2 separate regions of the Mus musculus genome follow, and region 1 is linked to region 2. The links are chromatin loops, found by intact Hi-C in ENCODE. Cell type or tissue: gastrocnemius. All regions are shown on one strand. Each heading gives the region's core, and the rest is flanking DNA. Links, peaks and the distances in the headings are about the cores only. Region 1 has its middle 23 kb from the start of Batf. Region 2 overlaps Tmed10 (transmembrane p24 trafficking protein 10).

Region 1 (8,332 bases), core at 260-8,259, 320 kb before region 2:
AAGCTGTCATGTGGGTGCTAGGAATGGAAGAACCCTGGTTCTCTGGAAGAGCAGCCTTAGTCAGCTGAGCCTTATCTCCAGCCCAGACAAACCAATTCTTTTAACTTCTGAGAACCAGGCAGAGACTACCAAGCTCCAAACTCACCTCCCTGGGTCTCCACATACTAATGAAGCGGCTACTTTCTATGCTCAGATAAAAATCTCAAGGCGTCGGAGGTCAAATGTCAGCAATTAGAAGGATGTTGAAACTCCTTGCAGGACCAGTATTAAAAGAAGACACTGAGAGTCGGACTGTCTCTGGTCCATGTCTGTGAATGCACGGAAAAGTCAGAAGAATTTTCACCTTGTCTTGGCTCACTTTCTGGTGCTGTAACAGTATACCCAACACTGGGCGATTTATAAAGAAAAGAAGTTTATTTAGCTCATATTTCTGGAGGCTGGGAGTCCAAGATGAGATGCCTGTTGCCAGGGAGGACCTGCGCTGTCTTGTAACCTGATGGTAAGGTGGATGGGCAGGTAAAGGCATGCCAAGAGACAGGACTGTACAGCGGATGGGTTTTGTAACAGCCAATTCAGTACCAAGAGCAAAACCTCGTTCTTGTTCTTGTGAGAATGGCCCCATTTCCAACTTTTTGTAATTGACACTTTGATTATTATTATTGTTGTTGTTGTTGTTTTAAGGAACAAGGTTTGCACAACAAAAGCTTGTGAACCTGATAGTCCTTGTAGATCTAGACCTTTGGGTATAGAATTTAGCATTGCAATACATAGCAACAGACCGAACCTCAACAGTTTTTCAAGTCAGGATTTCTCTGTGTAGCCCTGGCTGTCCTGGAACTCACTCTGTAGACCAGGCTGGCCTCTAACTCAGGAGTCTGCCTGCCTCTGCCTCCCAGAGCGCTGGGATTGAAGGTGTGCGCCACCACCCTAGCAACTTTATTATTATTTTAATGACTCAACTACTTCTTAAACCTCCCACCTCCGACACTATGCCAAAGGCAATGGGACTTCAACAGACATTTCAGAGACAGACCACATTCAAAGCACAGCCTCCTGCTTACAAGGAAGAACGGCCGATCTAGAGTCAGACAGACCAAATCAAATCACAGTGCCTTCATTTGTTAATCATGTGACTTTGGACAAATTATTGAAATTTTCAGCGCTTTAGTCTTCTTTTCTAAACATGACGTTGTTGTGGGGGCATGTGGTGTGGAACATTCCATAAATCTACACTTTGGGTGTAGTTGTGAGCCATAGTTACTGCTATCATTAGTAGGACAGCATACAACATCCTTATCATCTGTGTGTGCCTCAAGGGCAGGGCCTCAGGATGTGAACCGGGCCGGGCCCCTAGTTGTGGTGGAACAGGGCACACTTGCTGATGGGAGTAGAGCACACTTAGAAGGTGCTTCTTTCTGACTTTTCCAGCTCCATTTATCATCGTGTATGTGCACACATTTACATATGTGCTTTTAGATCATTGGAAATTTCCAATATTGCATAACTGACCTCAAAAATCAAACACCGGCTTCCAGAAGTTACGTCAGCCACCATTCATAGAGAATCTTTTCTCCCAGGTCCCATTCAAGCACGTTACAATCAGAGTCTTGTGTGAGGCTCACGGCCCCCGGGCAGGTGGGGCGTGGTAGAGGACTCCATTTTATGTAAGTGGAAGCTGGGCTTGCTCAACATTGTGCCATGTCAAGAAAGATGAACTTAATACTGTGAATACAGTCGGGGTACAGCCTGTATCTGGGGTGAAGAATGCCGAGGACAACAGCCGAGATGATGTCCTGGTATGACTTACTGGGCTGATTGCTATTGTGTGTTTTCACGCTGGTAAATGATCTGGTGGTTAAATACTCTGGATTTAGTATCTGGTAAGATACCATAGGGCGACATTGATTTCCACTTCCTGTTGTTGTCCATTTCCTGTCTTCCAGGTGGAGACAGGCTCTGCAGCCTCCGCAGTGACAGACTGGGAAGCTTGTGACTGTCGGAGGGACATGGAGAGTGTCCCACCGGTGCCCCTGCTCCTCCAGGCCCACCTCACTTTCTCAGCTTCTTTGCCAACTGCACAGGGTGAGGAGGGAGAGTTTGGGGGAAACCCCTCTTCTGGTTCAGGTTGCCCTTTGTTCTTCGTAAAGCCCACTGCAAGCCTACTCCTTCAGAACCCTAGATTTTAGTTTGTTTTCTTCTCTCTTTTATGAATCAGCACAGAATTAACCTCAGTGGGATAAGGACCCTTCTAGAATACAGATCTTACTAGGGCCCGTTGCTCCTGGGCCTACAGACTTCTCCACCTTCAGGTTCCTGCCCCATCAAGGGCACAGACCTATGTTTTCTTCAGCCCAGGCCCTCACCAATCAGCCCTTCCTGTCTCCAGGATCCTGTTCCATCCCAAAGATGACCTGAAGAGCCCTCATAGTCAACATACACTATCACGAAGGGGAGAGGCTAGGGGAAAACTGTGGTCCGTCCTGCCCCCAACTCACCTTTCATGAGGCTTACTCTCCACAGGGGCCCTACAGGAGCTAAGCCTCTCTCCCCACCCTACACCAGGCACAGCACCAGTCCCAGGCAAGCAAATGGAGCCACAGTTTTTGTAGTGCCAACGGAATCCAGAAGTGCTTTACCAAGGTCACTAGGCAGGAGGGTGAGGCTAGGATTGGCAAGGGAAAAGGACAGCCATTTTGTTACCACCCTGTATCCAGAACAGGTTTGTAGCCAGAAAAAGGGAGCAGCCTAGTGAGGTACAGAGACCTGAGGAGTGCTCAGAACCCCCAAGAGAGACTGTGTAAGCTGGTTTCAGTCCCAGCCTCACTCCTAATCTCAGCATAGGACAGATTCACTGATGACAATGGCAGAGAAAGGACAAACAGAATGTTTTAGAAACACTAAAAACTGTCTCCAGTAAAGACTTGGGCCAGAATAAACCCTGGTTATTTTGTTAATCCCAGAGTCTATCAGAGTGTCAGAGACATCATGTGACTTGCCTGGATTTCTGCTGAAGATTTTTTTTTCTCTTACCACAATCCCTATGTAAGCTACTGCAAAGATGTTGAGAGTTGAACAATACACAAACTCTAAACAAATAAATACCATCCATTGTTTTAGTATCTCGATGGTGATCGGTTTGGCCACGAGTTCAAGCCTAGGCACTAGTGGACATAGGCTCAGAACAGACTAGAGGGGATTCAACTACATGAGGCTCTCATGGGGGGCCAGGTGTAGAGGCACTGACGACCTGTGACCACACACAGGGTCTCAGTTCCACTCTTAACGAGCAGAAGTTCCAAATCAACCTCAAAGGGCTTTCTAGCCCTGTTCCTAGAGCTGCTGTCCCACGATTCTGAAACTCACTGTGGTGGGGGCGGAGGAGCCTAGGAGACCACTATCAACTGCTTCCTCCGCCCCCTACCCCCCATCAGCTTGCCCACCTTTATCCATGCCACAGTTGCCAGAGCCCTGCTTGTAGAAGGAACCTTATAGGCTGAGAAGTCAGCTTGGACCCACAGTCAGGAGCCTGGTGTCCTGGGAGAGATGCAAGCATAAACATTAGAAGTCTGCCGTAAGAGGGAGGAAGAGGGTGGGGGCTATCCCAGTACACACCTAGAGAGTCAGTTTGGGTGCCAGACCATCCATTGCAGGAGACATGAAAGCAACCTGGTCTGAGGCCCCAGGGCCTCAGCCTGCTGCACAGTGTAAGCCTTCATCTCCCAGGCTCCTTGCCAGGGAAGTGTGACCACACAATAAGTTTTAAGTCAGTGCCACATGAACAGTTCAGAAGTACCAGGGGGAATCCTGGCCTGTATCAGAAGCAATGATGGAAAGAGCCTGGACTCCCCCTCCCAAATCACCCATCTACCAAATGACAGTGCCTCTATGTACCACTGCAGACATGAAAAGAGAGATGCATAAAGCCACCTCCGTGGTGCCTATCTGTGGCGGCAACTGGAATCTCCCTCATTTCAACCAAGTAGGAGTGGGGAATAAAAATATCTTTTTCATTTAAAATATATCAATAAGAGCCATCCCCATCAGGATGGGGCTGCTGGGAGCTGAAACAGAATCAAACTCTACTGTCCAGCTGCTGTGCGGCCTTTGGAAACTCAGCCTGCCTGAATCTTGCTTTTCTTGGTTGCAAAATGAAGATAAGCTATCTCTTCTGAGATGGCTAATATTGTCAATTGGACAGGATCTAGATCTGCCTACAAGACAAGCTTTGGGCCCTAGATTAGATTAGCCTCTCCGGCAGTATCTAGATTGTGTTCCCGGAGGTGGTTGGTTGGTACAGTTCTATGGGCTGGGGTCCTGGGCTGAATAAAGAGAAGAAAAGCTGAGAACAGCACCCACCCCTCTCTGATTTCTGACTGTGGCTGCAGCGTGATGGACTGCAGCCTTGATTCCCCCACAGGGTTGGACAATACAGGTCTGTGAGCCATGGCCACAGGAAAAGCGACTCGGCTCCCCTGCTAGTGGCTGGGGGTGGCACAGTGTGTGTGTGTGTGTGTGTGTGTGTGTGTGTGTGTGTGTTAAATCCCGAAGGCATGCTGGGCGTGGTGGTGCACACCTTTAATCCCAGCACTCAGGAGGCAGAGGCAGGCAGATTTCTGAGTTCGAGGCCAGCCTGATCTACAGAGTGAGTTCCAGTACAGCCAGGGCTATACAGAGAAACAAAAAAATCCCGAAGGCATGATGACAACCCCCCCCCCCCCCCCCCCGGCAGATGAAGGACAGAGAGATGGAGCAATTAGCTTGATACAAAAACGTCTGGGAGTGGAAGGCCAAAGCAGAAACCTCCTCCTACTTCAGGAGAAACACTGCCTTTAGCATTTGGAAAGGTGTGCTTGGTGGACTTCAGCAGTCAGGACCCTAAACAAAAACCAAATGCGGCTCCTCTGTGAGAACGTGGGCTCTCAGCGCCACTACTCAGGCCCTTTCGGGTCTGCAATGAGCTGGGATCTTTTGGAGATTAACAAGATCGACACTTCCACCGGATCTTGAAAAGGGTCACACCCGAGTACCTCACTGAATATAAATGGCCCTCAAACTCGGAAAAGCAAGCCAGTTCTAAGAAACCGGGTTCCTGGGAAACAAAATAGAAATAGAAATAGAAGAAATAGGCAGTTTGAGACAGTAGGCGTGCTGCGGCCCCAGATAGCCACTGGAGGGCAGCAAAGATATTGGTTAGAGGAGGCAAGGCTTTCCCCAGCTCAGAAGGGAATCTTAGCGGGTCTCCAATCTGGCTCAAGAAGCATCCTCTGGACCAAGGATTTAGAGTGGTCCTTAGTGTCGTTGTCAATTACAGAAAGTTGTTTGGGTTTTTGTTTTGTTTTGTTTTTGTTTTGCTTTTATTTATTTACTCTCCATTAGTTTAAATCCGGGATGGGTACAGCATCACACGGATTCTGTGTCCAATGGCCTTTGCAGGAAGGTTGCTTCGGAATTCGACACGAACCATACCACCGTTTCCGTGGGCCCGAGTTACTTTTCCCAGATCACTCTGGGTTTGTTTGGTTTGCCTCCAGGGGTCACTGTATTGTTTTTTGTTTGTTTGTTTGTTTTTTTGGGTTTTTTTTTGTTTTTTGTTTTTTTTGTTTTGTTTTGTTTTGTTTTGTTTTTGCTTTGCTTTGCTTTGCTTTGCTTTATACACATAAGCACATCTCTTGCCTAAGTAGAACTCCGTTTCATCTCGGGCATAAACACCTTCAATTTTAAGAAGAGCTGTGTGCTCTCTTTGGTTCCGGAGACCTGGCTTGTAGCCAGCAAAAATGGCCTTGCACCACAGCCTTCCAGACACACTTGCTTTTAGAAGTCCTGTTCCCAGCAGGCCTCCATAGGCGCCAAAATGGCGGAAAGAGACAGAAAGTTTTGTAATAAGAAATAAGTGAATCAGCTGGGCGTTGGTGACGCACGCCTTTGATCCCAGCACTTTGAAGGCAGAGGCAGGCAGATTTCTGAGTTCAAGGCCAGCCTGGTCTACAAAGTGAGTTCCAGAACAGCCAGGGCTATACAGAGAAACCCTGTCTCAAAAAAACAAAAAAACAAATAAACAAACAAAAAATCAAAGTAGGTGAAGAGAGTATACCCATAGCTCAATCATTGGGGAATTGGAAGCCAGCCTAGACTACTAAACAAGGTGCAGTCTGAAAACAATGTGGAAAAAAAAGGAAGGAAGAAAGGAAGAATGGAAGGGGGCTGGTGAGATGGTTCAGCGGGTAAGAGCAGACTGCTCTTCTGAAGGCCCTGAGTTCAAATCCCAGCAACCACATGGTAGCTCACAACCACCCGTAATGAGATATGACTCCCTCTTCTGGCATGGCTGAAGACAGCTACAGTGTACTTATGTATAATATTAAATAAATCTTTGGGCCAGAGCGAGCAGGGCTGACCAGAGTGAGCAAAGGTCCTAAAATTCAATTCCCAACAAGGTTCACAACCATCTGTATATCTACAGTGTACTCTTTACAAAATAAAAGAAAGAAATGAGCCGGGTGTGGTGGCGCATGCCTTTAATCCCAGCACTAGGGAGGCAGAGGCAGGTGGATTTCTGAGTTTGAGGCCAGCCTGGTCTACAAAGTGAGTTCCAGGACAGCTAGGGCTACACAGAGAAACCCTGTCTCGAAAAACAAAACAAAACAAAACAATTAAACTATTATAATTCTATCATCTAGGGAGACATAAATTTAGATACACACATAACTCGAATTTTTATTTTATAAAACTGACATCAGTCACAATATGCAAATTAGTGATCTGCTTATAAAAACACAACACATGCATCCCCATGTATGTATATGTTTTGTGCCTCTGATGGGTGTGCATAAAACAGTCACCCCAGCGTGTTTTACTTGCTCGCCTTGGACCCCTCAAGGCCAGTGCTTACTGTATCCAGGAGCGCAGAAACGGGAGCAAGGAGGTGTGCGCAGTCAGGAACAGTGTTCTCTCGGGCTGTTGGTGCCTCTGGTGGGTCTGTTTCCTGGGGTCTGTACAGAAGGGAGCTGGGAAGCTTTCTATCTGAAAATACTCCACGGTGTGTGCAGGTGTTTGGAGTTCCGTTGAGTTTCATCAAAATGAGTCACTGAAGGTGTGAACGGGCGGCCAGGTTGAAGGAGTTACCACTTCCTGGTCCCATCCGGAGACACCCTGCACCTCAAACAGAAGCAAGCGCCTTTCACATGGGCTACCAGGCAGAGGCAAACTGAGCCTTTCGCTCTCCAAACCACTTCTTTGCTTACCTCCCCCCCCAACCCCCCAAGCAAAGGCTAAGTTCCTCTAGTCAGCGGCTCGCTGTTGGGTGAGCTTCAAGCCAAAAACCCACTGAAAGTTCAGCCACGCCTGAAGGGAACCTTGAATGACAAGCGAGCCGGTACCAGGTGAAGAGGCCCCACCACCTGCATCCAGGAGCCAGGCTGCCTTATTCACACGGAGAGGGGGGGGGTGTGTGCCATGGCCCCAACAGAATTTATTGTCACATGATTCAGAAGGAGGCCTGTCTGGATTTCAGGCCCTTACATCCTGACTTTCTGTTCTCTGGTAGCAGGGCACCAGACCTTAGCATGACTGACTCCATGATGGAAATGCCATTCAGGCTGTAAAACTCATTGTGAACACACCATCACCTGCCAAAACTAAAACAAAGGCCTAACCCATCAAAGTCCACGGCTCTGGGAAAGTCTCAGAATGTAACTAACCTTACTTTTTAGTTTCTGTAGTTCCACTTCTGGCGAACTGCTCTTGTTAGCTGAAGTATGTCAACCCAAAACATGGGGTTTGTGCTTTAAAAGCCCATCCCAAGAAAGGCTCAGGGCTACACTGGGATCCCGAAAACCCAGTGTTGTCACTGGCTGGCTAATAAAGACTTTCTTTCTTTCTTTTTTCTTTTTCTTTTTTTTTCCCCAGAAACAATGGTGACTTAATCGCTAGGCACAACAACTAGAATCCTAATCTTGTAAGCCATATTCAATCTAAATCTTCTGGTGGCAAATCCGGGTGGATTTACCATATAAATTGGGGGATACTAGTAGCTACATCTTGCCTCTCGATATCCCTGTCCAAAAAGCCTAATAAAGACTTTCTATTGACTTAAATTTGTGTTGGAGCAGTCCTCTCTGGTGACTACCTGACAATGACATGAACTGGTCTAAATGGAGTCAAAGTAAAGATACAGAGAAGTTAATTAGGAAATATCAACTATGCAGTTCAGTGGGAGCAAGAGGAAGGAAGCCAAGAAAGATGATAGCCTTTAGGGCCACAGATGGGAAGATCACCAGGAACTACCACAGTCCCATGACACATAATATATTGTTTTGTTTTGTGGCATGGTCCT
Region 2 (8,332 bases), core at 244-8,243:
GCATTCTGGGGCAGAACACACACAAACATGCACACACACACTTTTAAATAGAATTCTGTCAAAAGAAAGTTTTTTGTTTTTTAATTCCTAATATCATCCCCTTCTCTTCTCTAAAACAAGTAGGTGTATATCTTAGGGTTTAGACTCAAACGCTGGTTAGTCTTGAACAGCTGTGCTGTTTTTTGAGAAACAATCGCTAAAAAATAACTTCCAGTTAAAGTAAAGGAGGAAGGCTGGGTGGTACAAAGAGCTGTAAGAGAGTCAGACATTTTATTCTGGTAGGAAGTATTACAGAATGATATATAATATAGTTTGGTGTATCCTAACTATATGAAAAAACGTTGCTTAAAGTGATTAGGTAGAATTTGAAAAATGATGAACAGACATGGCTCGTCAAGATTTTGGGAGGAAAATGTCCTAAATTGGAAGCAGACAGGAAGTGATTGGCCATATGTGCATCAGGAAGTAACTATAAGTCCACAAAGTTTTTCCTCTTTTTTTCTTGTTCTTGTGTTCAATTGAGTGAAACCAAAGTTCCTTGGAAGTAGTCGCTAGAGCAAGCAGTGATACAGTAACGGATATCAGACAGTTCCCAGTGGAGGCTAAAGTGCTTGTATCTCCAGGCTTGTTTAGAGAGCCTCTTTAACTGATGAGTTTAAAAGTGAAAACACAAGTTTTCCAGTTCCTCAAGACAGCGTTTCTCTGTGTAGCCCTGGCTGTCCTGGAACTCACTCTGCAGGCCAGGCTGGCCTTGAACTCACAGGGCTCCACCAGCCTCTGCCTCCCAAGTTCTGGATTAAAGGTGTGTGCCACCACCACACAGAAAGTGAAATCTTAACTTTTCAAGATTCTGAAGAATCTTATTGACTGTTATAAGATAACTGTTAAACTGTTATTATGAGATATAAAATGCCTGGAAAAAATTTTTTGAGGAATTTTATATATATATATATATATATATATACACACACACACACAATGCATTTTGACTACATCCAGACCCTCTCAGACATGTCTCTTAACTTCATGTCTTCTTTTTTATAGCTCACTGAGTCTAATTCAGTGGTTCTCAACCTTCCCAATGCTGCAACTCTTTCATAAAGTTCCTCATGTTGTGGTGACCTCAACCAAAAAATTATTTTTGTTGCTACTTCATAACTAATTTGCTACTATTAGAATTGTGATGAAAATATCTGTGTATTCTGATGGTCTTAGGTGACCCCATGAAAGGATCCTTCGACACACGCCCTCAGGTGTTGTGACTACTGGTCTGGTTAGTAATGTCCTATGCACATGGCTATGGGGCATGGGCACCTACCAGTGACCACACTCCCAAAGAACACAGCCATCTACAGGCAGTAGGTCCTCAGCTAGGCTGTGCACTCCTGAGACCTTCCCTTATCTGTGCTGGAATTTTGACTAGCTTGATCTTGTTCAGGTCTTGTATAGCTGCTGTGAGTTCATGTTCACTAGGGCCATGTCATGTCTAAAACACAGCATTTCACAGCACCCCGTGTCCACTAGAGCTTACATTTCTTCTGACTCTCCCACTGTGTTCCCTGAGCCTTGGAGTGTTGAAGATATAGCTCTTTTGGATTACAAGAATAGGTACAGTGCTTGCACTGTGTTGTTACTGCTGCTTTTTCTACCCTTGGCTCAGTCTATGAAACAGAGACATTGCTTCCTACTATATGACTTGTAACTTTGTTCTGTCATTAAGCATCTGTGTATTAAATAACAGGGTACTGAAGCCCTGCTAAACCCGAGATATAGCATACTCTCCCCAAAACAATGGCGTTACTATGGCTTTGTATAAAGAATGGTATGAATGCCGCTGTCATACCACATACCACAGGAATCACAATTCCTGGCATTTCCGGTATCCTTAGGTGTTACTAACACTGGACAAGAATTTCATCTTTTTTGACCTTCTGCTTAATCTAAGAGGGGAATCCCTAGAGGAAAGGAACTACATCGCTTCCTTTGCCTGCTTCCTGCTTCGGATGTCTGGCATGTCCTAAGCTTTTTACGCACATGATTACAACACAGCTCTAAGGTTCTGCTTCCTAACCACGAACTCTTCCCCACCACTTTCTTTAATGACTTCCCTCCTCTCAGCTCCCAACACCAGCACAGATTGAGGCAAAGGCCTAGAGTAGCCATGACAGGCCAAAATCAGTCCCTTTAACTTCCTTCACATCCAACATCTCAAGAATGTGGACTCAGTTCCGAAGTCCTCTGCTGTCCTGTAGCATGCAGTAATGTCTTATTGTTTGAGACAGAACCTCGCCATGTAGCCCAGGCTGGCCTGGAACTCAACTGTGTAGGCCCCTAGGTGAGTTCAAACCTTCAATCGTTTCCATCGCAGCCTCTGAGGTATTAGGCCTGCCAGCCTGTATCACCACGGCCAGCTTACTCAGTGTCGTCATAGTGGGACAGAGCAGCACAGTAGCCTGTGTGAAATGTTAGGAGGGACTTAGTAAAATTGTTATATAGTCTTAATATAAAGTATTTTATACTTGGGAGACAAATACTGGCTGTAATATAAAGAGAAAGAACACTGTACACTGAAAGAGACACAAGGGACCATCTATGCTTGGTCCCTTGTGTCTCAAGGACTTCTGCTACTGCCTTGCCTCTGCTCCTTAGATGGCAGCATCTCTATATCTTCAGGATGCAAATCTACCCTTTTTTTTCCCCCTAATTTTGTTTTTAAAGCAACTTGTTCTTTCGTGAACTGGAGTAGCTGTTTGCAGAGATAGACTCCCTGATTGTGTAACTGGGGGGACAAAGGCAGCTTGTCCCCTAACTCCTGACTGCGTGTGACCTTTCTTTTTGTAGATGTCCGAATTTTCAATAGGAGGAAGTCCTGTTTTGACTAGATTCTATTAAGCCTGCCGTTCTATCAGAAGGTGCCCCCAAACATAGTTGAGGCCACAGCTAAAGAAAGAAAACCAGAACCAAGTGTTCTGAGTGCCATAGGAAGGAGGGCTCTGCTTCCCTGTACCAGTGGCACAGTCTAAGTGACAGGACGGGACAGGACAGGACAGGACAGGAGTAAGGCACTGGAACGGAGGCTAATGGAGAACCATCCTGGACACTCTCAATGAGAGCTTTCAGGTTCAGTGCCTGGGGTTGGCACTGCTATGTGAAGCCAGCTCGGGCAGCCTCTTGGCCCTCTGAACTGCTGTGAACAGGCTTGTGATTGGTGCACCTCCCCTGTGCTGGAGATTGGTCCTTGAATCTTGTTCTTTCTGTTTACCTGTGTTAGACTTCATGTCCCTCACATTTATTGTTTAGCCTTTGGAGCTTATAGGAACTGATTTGGGTTTTTGAGGCAGGCCATGAAGGTAGCAGATTAATTTGACTGGAACAGGAGGCTTTCCTGTGGATCTGGAAGCAGTTGAGCTTATTTAGTTTTAGTTGTTTGCTTGCAGATTAGTGATCTCAGTACCTCTCAGATGAGTCTGGGTACTCTCTGGATTTAAGCTGTGGCATCAGAGTGGCAGGCATAGATGCATTTTAGGAAAAGCTTAATTTATTGATGCTCTGAAGGTACATAGACAGGGAAAGTCCACATAGCTTTAAGTTTTTTCTAAGCAATATGAACTAGTCACGTTAGAGTGGTAGATGTTGAGGGCTTTCTCTGGGCAGTGGGCTTTATGGAGAAAGGATGCAGAGTACTCTGATCACAAAGCACTTGCTTAAGGAGCCACAGTACTTGAGAAAATGGGCTCCTTTGAAGCCAGTGCTGCATACTAGGTGCCTGGCTAGAGATTCCAGAGCCCATCTTAGTCTAATCGGGTCTGCCACTGAAAATTGTAGTCTGCCACTAAAAAGTGAGTTTCTGTGGAATGCTTAGTTTCCTCCTCTGTAAAGTGATGGACCCATAAAATGAGTACCTAGTTCCTCTAATACTCTGTGATTATTTAATGGCTATACACAATATATCAGGAGAACGGCACCCCCTAGTGGAATATTTGTTTCACATTGTCATGGCCTGCCTTATTTTCTGCCTTGGAAGAAAAAAGCAGAGTACTGGGCTGTCTTCATGAAACATACAAGCTGGTGTTCTTCTAGAACTTGGAGCATTAAGTCAGGCATTTAGACAAGCGGAACAGTTGTTGGGGGTGGTGGTAGGTTTTCATTTTCTTTTAAACAAGTGTTAAGTTTACTTACTTGCAGCACTGGGGCTCAAACCCAGGGCTTTGTGTATGCTCGTGAAGCTTGGTCCCAGCCTTGAGAGTTTACTTTTTATATTTGAACTGACTAGTGTTTAGTCCTGGGCAAGTGAAGAGGGTCTCCTGGAGGACGCACTTGGAATTTCTTTTAAGGTTTTATGCTTTTGCCTGCAAGCATGAGAGTAGCAGCAGTGGAGAACTGGACCATTCTCTAACCTTGCTAGTCTGAGAAATCTAACCAGACCCTGCTGACCTAGTATAATAGTTCACCTTTTATCCATCCATTTATTTATTGGTTGGTTGGTTGGTTGGTTGGTTTTTAATTAGGGTCTCATGTAGCCTAGGCTCTCTGTAGACTTATTGTGTGGTAGCCACAGCTGCTCTAGAGCCTCAGATCCTCCTGATTTACCTCCCAAGTACCGGCGTGTGTGTATTTATTATATAAAAATATAATAGTGTAATGCATATATATATATATATATATATATATATATATTTCTAGCTGTTGGAGCACAACCACAGTTTCAGTTCCAGTTCCTTTTTGCAAGTTTCTATTTAGGGACCCTTAAATAATTGATGTCTAAGAAGTTTCATACTGTTGCCTCTCTGTCTCAGTCAGGAAGCTTTGGATAGGGAAGTGCAGAGCAAGAGGAAGATGTTACGCAGACTACGCTTGGTTTATTATATGTCTTATTAGTACCTTTTCCTTGGGGTTTTTATTTGTTTGGTTTTGAGTTTTTTGTTTTTGTTGTTGTTTCGTTGAGACGAGATCTCACCATGTAGCCTGTCCTGGAACTCACTATACAGACCTGACTGGCTTTGAACTCACAGAGATCTGCCTGCTGCTGCCTCCCAGGTGCTGAGATTAAAGACATGTCCCACTGCTCCCAGCTTTCCTTGGGGAATTTTGTGCAGATAAATACTAGGTGAATGGCAACCCTGGACTCTCAACTAGAAAAGCTATAAAACTGTACACTGTTTATCTTCTAATAGGGTGTGAAAAACCTTATGCTGAGTTGGTAACTGTAGCTGCCTCTGGAAGGGAATTGAAGAGCGGTCAAGGTAGATTTAGGGTCGTTTTTAGCAAATGTATGATTTCTCTTGGCTCTGAACATAATCAAGTCCAGTGTTGTATGACTTAGATATGCAAAACCCTGTTAGTTTTTGGTTTTGGTTTTGAGCTCCTCTGTGATACTGCAGGAGCACATGCTTCCTCCTTCTGCCTACATTCACCTAATATGACTCTCGAAGCTGCCATGCTAGCTATAGTGTCAATTGCCTACCAAAGGATGAAAGGGCAATGTAAAGTGCTGTACTACAGTCAGGAATGTGGAGGGACAGGACCTCCTCCTTCACAGCCTTCCACTGAGCTGTTCTGTTTTGCTGGAAGTGGTGCACAGGCTCTGTCTCCTCGTGTCTCCACCCTACAATGCAAAGTTGAAGTTTCGAGAATGCATCACCATGCCCAGCTTTTAAAAACATGGATGCTGGAGATGAGTGCAGGTATTCTTGCTTGCATAGCAAGTGATCTTACCACAGAGCCATTTACAGCATCTCCCTAGCCTTGTTGTGAAGTCTTTTTTATACACTCAGCTGACCTTGTCCTGGAGATCTCCCTGCTCCTGCCTTCTGAATGCTGGGTTTACATGAATCACTACTACACACATCTTAAAGAAATCTTAATTAAAATTAAAGATCTAAGGTGGAAAAATATAGTTTGTAGAGAAAGGTAGAAAGCCAAATTTTAAAATATCTTAGAATGATTGACAGAGATTTGAATGTGTACACAGACTCGTAGATGGTGCATTCTGCTCACACCCCTCCCCCACTTCTCTTGGGCTCCTTCCCACACTGGCTAACTCCTGCCCTCACTACTTCTTTACGGGTGCAGTGCAGTGCAGGCTGTAAGGAGGAGACTCTGCTCCTCCAGATGGCTTTGTTTTGTGCTTTGATGTTCTTTACTTAAGCAGTTTTTTCAGGGAGTTGGATCCAATTCTGATCTTTTCCAGATTGCAAAAGTCGAGAAACTCAAACCACTGGAGGTGGAGTTACGACGGCTCGAGGACCTTTCCGAGTCCATTGTTAATGACTTTGCCTACATGAAGAAGCGGGAAGAGGAGATGAGGGACACTAATGGTGAGTGGGGTAGCTTTCATTTCTCAGTGCGTGAGCTGTAAAGGAGACAGATTCTGGACACTGAATGCTAACGTACACATTTCTCAGTTTGGGAAAAGTGGAATATGATTTAGGGAAATAAAATTGCTTCTCTAGGGCTATTGTAACTAAAAGGTAAATCAGCTGGCTAGGTTTTCAGAAGAATGACATTTCCTTTGGTGATATGTAATGACTATATTTTTGGTTAGCTTGTAGCAAAGTATTACCAACTTGTAATTTTTAACATTTTAAATGGGATTAAAAACAAAGCAAAAGGAAACAGGGCTAGAGATGGAACTCAGAGCCTTGTGCATGCTAAGAAAGTGGTGTACCACTGAGGCGGCTATAGTTACCAACTCAGCATAAGGTTTTTCAGATCCTATTAGTACAGTTTTAGAGTTTCTTATCGGGATCTTGCTATGTAGCCCAGGCTGGCCTGGAATTCAGGATTCTCCTGTCTTAGCCTCTCAAGTGCTGAGATCACAGGTGTGTTACCATACTCACTTTTGCTTGCTTGCTTTAATTGTTTGAACTCTGAGACCTATGGACAGAATGAGGCTAACTAATTGTCTTTACGCCCTAGCCATTGTTTAGCCAAACTGAAGCAACTTAACTTCATTCCATTTACAGTGTTTTTGCATTGTTTTGTTTCTTTAGAGTCCACGAACACCCGGGTCCTGTACTTCAGCATCTTTTCCATGTTCTGCCTCATTGGACTAGCCACCTGGCAGGTCTTCTACCTGCGTCGCTTCTTCAAGGCCAAGAAGTTGATAGAGTAATGAGGCTCAGTGTTCTGTCCCCTAGAGCCAGCAGAACATCGCTGGGACATGCCTGGCCTAGCCCAAGGCCATTCTACTAACAGTACCATCAAGGCACAGCTGAGCTTTCTTGCCAGAACTGATACTTTTGGTATGAGAGCACATGGGCACCACCTATACCCAACAAGTCAATGAGGACTTTAATGCAGTAGGATTTGGACTGGTTTTGCAACAAGATTATTAAAGTCGCCTATGGAAAGAAAACAAAATAAAACAAAACAACAAACCGGGGTTACCTAGATAACGCCAAAGCCAGCCTTCGTCCTGGGTCGCCCGCCTCACAGGATCTGTTTGAGCTGTTTGCTTTTTCTCTCCCACCTGCTCATCGCCTTGTCCTTCACTCTAGTTCTCCTCCCAAGATTTCTCTGACTGCGGTCAGCTCTTTCATATCAGTTGTCTCTTTGGTTTCCTTGTGAAAACACCTTGAACTTCTCTTGGTCCTTAGATGAAATGTTTACATAGCTTCTGGTGATATCCTTCATAATTTTATGTCTCCTAAAAGGGTCATGGGTGGGACACATTAAAAGGTGAGCTTTGAACTGTAGATAATCTCTTAAAAAAATCTCATTTTAGACCATTAAAATGTTTGTGCTCAACTGCTTGAAGTCCTTGTGTATGTGTGTTTAGTTCTGTCCAGTTTATCACTTGTAGATCCTGTCGATCATTTCCAGGTAGAGTAGTTCCATCCCATGGTCTTCATTTGCAGTGTTGCAGCTAGCCACTCCCTTCTCCACCCCCCCCCCCACCCCCCCCCCGCTCTGGCTCCCTAATCTGCTGCCCTGTTCTGAACTCTAACTCTGTTATGTAAATGGGTCATCTAGAGTGTAACCTTTGGAGGTTGGCTTTCTCCACTCAGCATAATTCCCATGAGGTGCCTCTCCAAGGCGGTGCACATCCTGGTTTTCCTCCAGGCTATGGATGGTACTGCATTGTGCTTAAAGGTCATGTGGGTGGCCTGGGGATTGGGCCTAACTATTAAAGTTCTTAGGTGAATGTAAGTTTTCATCACTCCGGGATAAATACCTAAGAGGGCCGTTGCTGTGCTGTGTAGGAAGCACATGGAGTTCTAAAGGAAGCCTCCCTGCTCTGTCTAGAGTGGCTGTATGGCAGGTTACAGCTCTACATTCTCTGTGGTCTTTATCATTGCTATTTTAACTTCTCCCCTTGAGTGGATGCCTG

The links. A loop is a pair of places that touch in the nucleus more often than their neighbours do. Peaks named below come from ENCODE experiments on the same cell type or tissue, not always from the same donor. Only the 100,000 strongest peaks of a DNase experiment are listed, where the experiment ranks them.
Region 1: a loop joins it to region 2, with 4 times the contacts of the local background. A loop is called at or near these places in 29 of 42 quality-filtered maps.

What each region holds. Positions count from the first base shown.
Region 1 is chr12:85,659,914-85,668,245 of GRCm38, reverse strand. It overlaps the pseudogene Gm33312. Among named protein-coding and RNA genes, the nearest start is that of Batf, 23 kb to the left of the region's middle. In gastrocnemius, for the core only: a CTCF peak has its summit at 5,163 (motif pointing right); DNase peaks (open chromatin) are centred at 5,170 and 5,796.
Region 2 is chr12:85,342,210-85,350,541 of GRCm38, reverse strand. It overlaps Tmed10 (transmembrane p24 trafficking protein 10), which reads left to right. Exons shown (of 5, transcript NM_026775.4): 4 at 6,191-6,317; 5 at 6,993-8,332. The coding sequence ends at 7,114. Among named protein-coding and RNA genes, the nearest start is that of Nek9, 7.0 kb to the right of the region's middle. In gastrocnemius, for the core only: a CTCF peak has its summit at 3,982 (motif pointing left); a DNase peak (open chromatin) is centred at 3,980; H3K4me3 peaks cover 207 bases; H3K27ac peaks cover 4,913 bases.